Linked DNA regions of Homo sapiens: region 1 is linked to region 2. Evidence: chromatin loops called from intact Hi-C (ENCODE). Cell type or tissue: Caco-2. All regions are shown on one strand. Links, peaks and the distances in the headings refer to the core of each region. The heading gives the core; the rest is flanking DNA. Region 1 overlaps MTA3 (metastasis associated 1 family member 3). Region 2 has its middle 37 kb from the start of LINC01913.

Region 1 (2,919 bases), core at 314-2,813, 820 kb before region 2:
TATATTTTAGATTAGCAGTGTTTGAAATTCACAGCTCAACTATATTCATAACAGATTTCAAAATGAGGATGTGAGAACTACTGATGTGCAAACAGTTTAATTACCTGCTCCCAATACATTATTGGTGATTTGACAAGTAGCATAAATTGTCTCGGATAAATCGATGTCAGATTAGGAATGCTGACAGCCCATTGAAGTCCTCAGAATAAAAGTCACAAAGAAAATCACTTAGGAAGGGCTATCAGGTTTCAGCAGTTCCACAACCCTGCCCTCTCTGCAGGCCTCTCAAAGAGGTCTTCAGATCCAAGGTTTGATCACCTAATAGAAAAAGGTGCTAAAGCGATCAGAATAGGACCGTAATTAGTCGGCAGTGGTGGCGGACGCCTGTAATCTCAGCTACTGGCTGAGGCAGGAGACTGAAGCAGGAGAAACACTTGAACCCAGGAAGCAGAGGTTGCAGTGAGCCAAGATCACGCCACTGCACTCCAGCCTGGGCAACAGAGCAAACTGTCTCAAAAAAAAAAAAAAAAAAAAAAAAAAAAGGTAAGCGGGGTGAGGGGGTAGTAGGACCATAAATACTCAAAGAAAAGAATGTGACTCCCCAAATTCAACTGAATGATGAATCCATTTTCATTTAATGGTACAAAACAACCAATGAACCTTTCATATGTTCTTTTTGGGAAACAATCTGCAAAGCTCATTATCAACATACTAATAATTAATTTTTAACCATACTACTCAATTTTATAAATGCCTCAGGATCTAAGAGTCTAAGTAAAGCTGAACCTAAAGCAGTATGAGAAGGAAACCATGGTATTTAAATGTTGCAAGCAAAAAAACACATCTTCTTCAGTGCTGCCTCAAAGAAAGACAATAATGACGCTTAAATCCAAGTCATTCTAACAAAAATGAGGTGGAAGGGTAGATAGAAGAGGTAATCTGACAGAGGAGAGATAACTACTCAGGAGGAATCAAGTGCAGATCCAAACCCTATCTCTGAAACCAGCTATACAAACATGACAAAACACCACTTCCTGAGCCTCTGAGCCTACTTCTGCTTTAGAAAATAATTACGGTAATAAATAACTAGAAAGAATATATGTGATACAAAAGTAATCGGACCTCAAAATTACTAAGCTTCAGAATGGAAACAAAACAGGAGAGATAAAAAACACTGAAGGGTGTGAAGGTAACTTCCTAGAAGGAGCATAAGAGGCAAGTATTACAGAAACTACACAGAAAATGATTATTTATGAAACAGAGTCTTACTCTGTTGCCTACATTGGGATGATCATAGCTCACTGCAGCCTCGAACTTCTTGGCTCAAGGGATCCCTCCACCTCAGCCTCACGAATAGTTGGAACTACAAGCACTCACCACCATGCCTGGCTAATTTGTTTTGTTTTGTTTTGTAGAGACAGAGTCTTGTTATGTTGCCTAGGCCTGTCTCAGACTCCTGGCCTCAAGTGATCATCCTGCCTCAGCCTCCCAAAGTTTTGAGACTACAGGCATAAGCCAGTGTACTTGGCCATAAAATGATGTTTAAAGGAATTAAGGTATATAGGTAGAATCCTCTTTAAAATGCTTCTTTAAAATATCACCTTCACTGACAACAAATACCAAACCTCTAAAACTGCCCTCTCCCAAAAGAAATTCACCTGCTGTCCTGCACATTCACCAGCAGTGGGAAGCAGTGAGCTGCTGCAGCTGTGAACCAAGAGCCCACACAGGCCCTCTCTACCTCAGGCAAGTCAGCCCAGCTGCCACGAGAACTCTCCACCATCTCAGGAACAAGCTTTTCCACTTGCACTCAAGCAGGGACCACATCCCCAGTTATAATCTGAGAAGCAGTATCTCATAAGAATAGTGTTAAACTACAAGGGACTGGTTACATAAATAATAGTTTACCTATATAAGATCATGCAACATTAGGGTAAAACTAAGTTCTTGCAGTGATTTTTAAAAAGGTATTTTTATCCGGCCAGGCACAGTGGCTCACACCTGTAATCCCAGCAACTCTGGGAGGCCGAAGTGGGCAGATCACGAGGTCAGGAATTCGAGACCAGCCTGACCAACACGGTGAAACCCGTCTCTACTAAAAATACAAAAATTAGCTAGGTGTGGTGACGTGCGCCTGTAATCCCAGCTACTCGGGAGGCTGAGGCAGAAGAATCACTTGAACCCGGGAAGCGGAGATTGCAGTGAGCCGAGATCGCACCACTGCACTCCAGCCTGGGCGACAGGGCGAGACTCTGTCTCAAAAAAAAAAAAAAAAAGTATTTATATAATATAGTTAGGGAAAACATAGGGGCGGTGGAGGTCATTTAAAACAGTTAAAAAGAAAGTTCACATAAGACTTAGTTATCAAAATGTACTAAAATGTGGTGCTTGCACAGGGAAAAATAGATCTACAAAACAAAAGAGAATAGATTAAAAGTCTATAAACAGGCCTAAGTATATCTAGGAACCTAAAATATGATAAAGGGGCATTACAAATCATGAAGAAACAAATTCAATAAATGGTACTGGGACAATTAATTTAATATATGAGAAAAATTAGATCCCTACCTCACTCTATTCACAAAATTAAACTCTATATAGATTTACAGTCCTAAATATGAAGAAAACTTTAAAACCATTAGAAAAAACAAGACACAAGAAATATATAAATTTATATATATAAATATAACTCTAGTTATAGCCTAAAAACTCACACACATGCTCACAAAGGGATATGTGTGAAATTTTCAACATAGCATTATGAGTAACACAGCAAAAGAAAAACGTTTTGAAAGCACTCCAGATGTTCCCTGGTAACAGAATACATAAATAATGTTGTGTAGTATTATATACAAGAATATTGGAAATAATAGAAAGCAGTTAAAATGAATGAACTGTGTTTATATTTATTAACACGGC
Region 2 (2,919 bases), core at 189-2,688:
GGGATAAGAATGCAAGCACCACAACCCGATGAAGTAGATATTATTATGATCATCTCCATTCCCCAGCTGAGGAGTTAAGTTTTAGTTAATTTTCTATTGGTCATTCGGCTGTTCAGCTGCAGTCAGAACTTGAACCCAGGCTCCCTGCTGTTCTCAACTGCCACTGCATGTTGAAGCACTCGGACACATTTACAGCCATGTGTATATATATTTACCGTTTCCTTCTTGGAGCAGTTCTGACAAAGCTGAGATTTAAACCTCCAAGAACAAATATATGAAACTGATTCTAAGCACTGTAGAGTATTTATGATGTGTTTGTGCTAGGCATTGTAGGAATAACAAGTGGCTAACATTTTCTGATCATCTGCTGTGTGCAAGACCGTCTTCTAAGCGCTTTACATGTATTAGTGCGCACAACTTTATGCAAGAGGTACTACTATCCCCACTTTACAGTTGAGAAAAATGCTGCACAGAGAGTTTAAATATCTTGCTCAAAGCAAAGACGTTTAAGATATGGTCTCTACCCTGAGTCCAATATGCGTGAAATAAAACAATGGAGAAGTGCTGCAATGCAGCTATTTACAAAGTTCCAAGGGCGCTCAGAGAGTACCATCCCTGCAGGGGAAAGCGAAGCACTTCGTGTGAGATCCTGAAAGTCCGGGGTGAGCCACTTCAAGCAGGGGCGGGGCGCGTGTGCAAGGCCCTGGGCTGAATTAATGAGAACCCGATCTCATGTTCTGGGTCAGAACCGAGCTCCATCCGGACTGCAGCGCAAGCCAAAGAAATGCAGTGGCTGCTGTCCCGGCTGGGCCCTTCTGCATACCCCGGGGGCATCGGGCCAGGGAGCCGTGCTCCCCTTGGGCCGCGGGGTTGGTAAGCAGCAAACCGAGCTGAAGCGGCCAAGAACCCTCCCGTAGGGCAGAGTGAGGATTGGCGGGAGAGAAAAGCCTAAAGGGACTGTAGCAATTGGCTGCCGCCTTTTCCACCGTAGGAGGATCGGGCTGACACTCCCAGCGTTGGGACTTATTCAGGTAAAGATTATGTCTGGAGCCCCATCTTGCTTCAGAGACCTCCCGTTCTGCGCTTATCACTGCGTCCCCGGAAACCAGACGTCCCTTAAGAGACTTAGCCAATTATCATCCACGGCCATTACCGTGGAGAGCCTAGCGCTGTCAGCGAGTTTCTGATTGGCTGTTGCTGGAAGGGGGCGGGCCCGGAGAAGAACCGTGCAGCGTGCGGAAGGAGCCCTACTTGCCCACCGTTCTCTCCAACTCAGGACGGACGGCGCCGCCAAGTGGTCTGTAGGGGTAATGCCTCGTGCTGTTGCCCCGCAGAGGGCGGGCTTGGCTTGCCAGGCTCCTGGAGAGGAAAGCCTTTTAACCTAAATGAAGTAGAAAGAGAAATACCTAAACTTGAATAGGAATCAGTCGTGCTGAATAAGAGAGCTCTTAGTCAGAATGCGTGTCGTCGGTTCCAGCTCCACATTAACTCAGTTTCCTTTCTTTCCTGAGCCTCATCTGTCAGATGGGGATAATGATAATACCTATCTCCAAGGCTTGCCATGAGGTTTCAATGAAATTAATATGTTTAAGGTTCGCACAGTGCCATGCGCATAATAGGTACACGATAAGCAATAACTGGTGGGGATCAGTGCACTGGTTAAGAGTGAGCATTCTGGGTCAGTGCCGTGACTCACACCTATAATCTCAGCATTTTGTGAGGCTGAGGCAGGAGGATTGCTTGAGTCCAAGAGTTTGAGAGCAGCCTGGGAAACATAGTGTGACCCTCTCTCTACAAAAAATAAAATTATCTAGACGTGTGATGTGTGCCTGTAGTCCCAGCTACTTGGGTGGCTGAGGTGGGAGGATCACTTGAGCCTGGGAGGTCGAGGCTGCAATGAGATGAGATTGCACCACAGCACTATAGCCTGGGTGACAGAGTGAGACCTTGTCTCAAAAAAAAAAAAAAAGAAAAAAACAAAAAGAATGAGAATTTTGCCGTTTGAAAGAATACCTGTTGAGTCCCAAGCCTGCATAGCACTAGCATGGTGAGATTACATAGCCTCCCTGTCGCAGTTTCCTCATCTGGAAATGAGACTAACAATAACACCTACTTCATGGAATTGTGGTTTAATTGTGGTACTGATAAAATACCCAATACAAAGCAATCAGTAAATGTTGGCCCCTATTATTCATATCATTTATGAGGAAGGGAATAATGATTATTATTTCCCTTCTTCCTCCCCCAGGCAATAGGCTACTTCAGCCTGAGTTGGCCCTTCTGAAAGAGGAATAGTGGCTTGCTTTGTCTGGAGTTAGTCTGTAAACCTATCACACTCACACGTATGAACATAGGACTTGGAAAATCTCTATATCACACTCTTGCCCACAGTTTACATTATTCTTTTAGGCACTGTTTTCTTAAGCCCCGTTGGCACCTGACGAAAGCATAACATTATAATGATTAACTTATTGGAGTAGAATTGGTTTATTAGAGTATCTTTTAAGTTGGCTGTAGTGTTCAACAGTATTCTGAGGGCAGTGTACATAGAAGGACATGTACTGATGAAGACAAGGGTTTCAGGGGTTTGAAATCAAAGGACATAAGTCAGCATATACTCTAGGGTGAGCCTGGGTTGGGACCAATGATGGTGAAGTGTGTAGCGGTGGTTGGGTGATTGGTTGGGAGCAGGGAAGTCTGGAGTGTTTCTGAGTCATGGGAAGATTACTGGACAGACTTGGAGACTTGAATTCTGGCTAAAACGAATTCACTCTCTGGCTGTGTGATCTTGGACAAGTCACTTATATTTTCTGAGAACTGATTTCTTTGTAGTAAAATGAAAATAGAATATGATTCTTGTGTGTAGTGCGTAATAAGTACTCTATAACTGCTAGTTATTTGTTGTTATTCATAGTATCA

What was found. Peaks named below come from ENCODE experiments on the same cell type or tissue, not always from the same donor. Only the 100,000 strongest peaks of a DNase experiment are listed, where the experiment ranks them.
Region 1: a loop joins it to region 2, with 24 times the contacts of the local background. A loop is called at or near these places in 8 of 110 quality-filtered maps.

Annotation. Positions count from the first base shown.
Region 1 is chr2:42,662,090-42,665,008 of GRCh38, reverse strand. The region is part of intron 8 of MTA3 (metastasis associated 1 family member 3); the gene reads right to left. Among named protein-coding and RNA genes, the nearest start is that of MTA3, 95 kb to the right of the region's middle. RefSeq lists an enhancer at 1,380-1,429. In Caco-2, for the core only: a CTCF peak has its summit at 1,694; a DNase peak (open chromatin) is centred at 1,728.
Region 2 is chr2:41,839,219-41,842,137 of GRCh38, reverse strand. No RefSeq gene overlaps it. Among named protein-coding and RNA genes, the nearest start is that of LINC01913, 37 kb to the left of the region's middle. In Caco-2, for the core only: a CTCF peak has its summit at 1,316; a DNase peak (open chromatin) is centred at 1,207; H3K4me3 peaks cover 963 bases.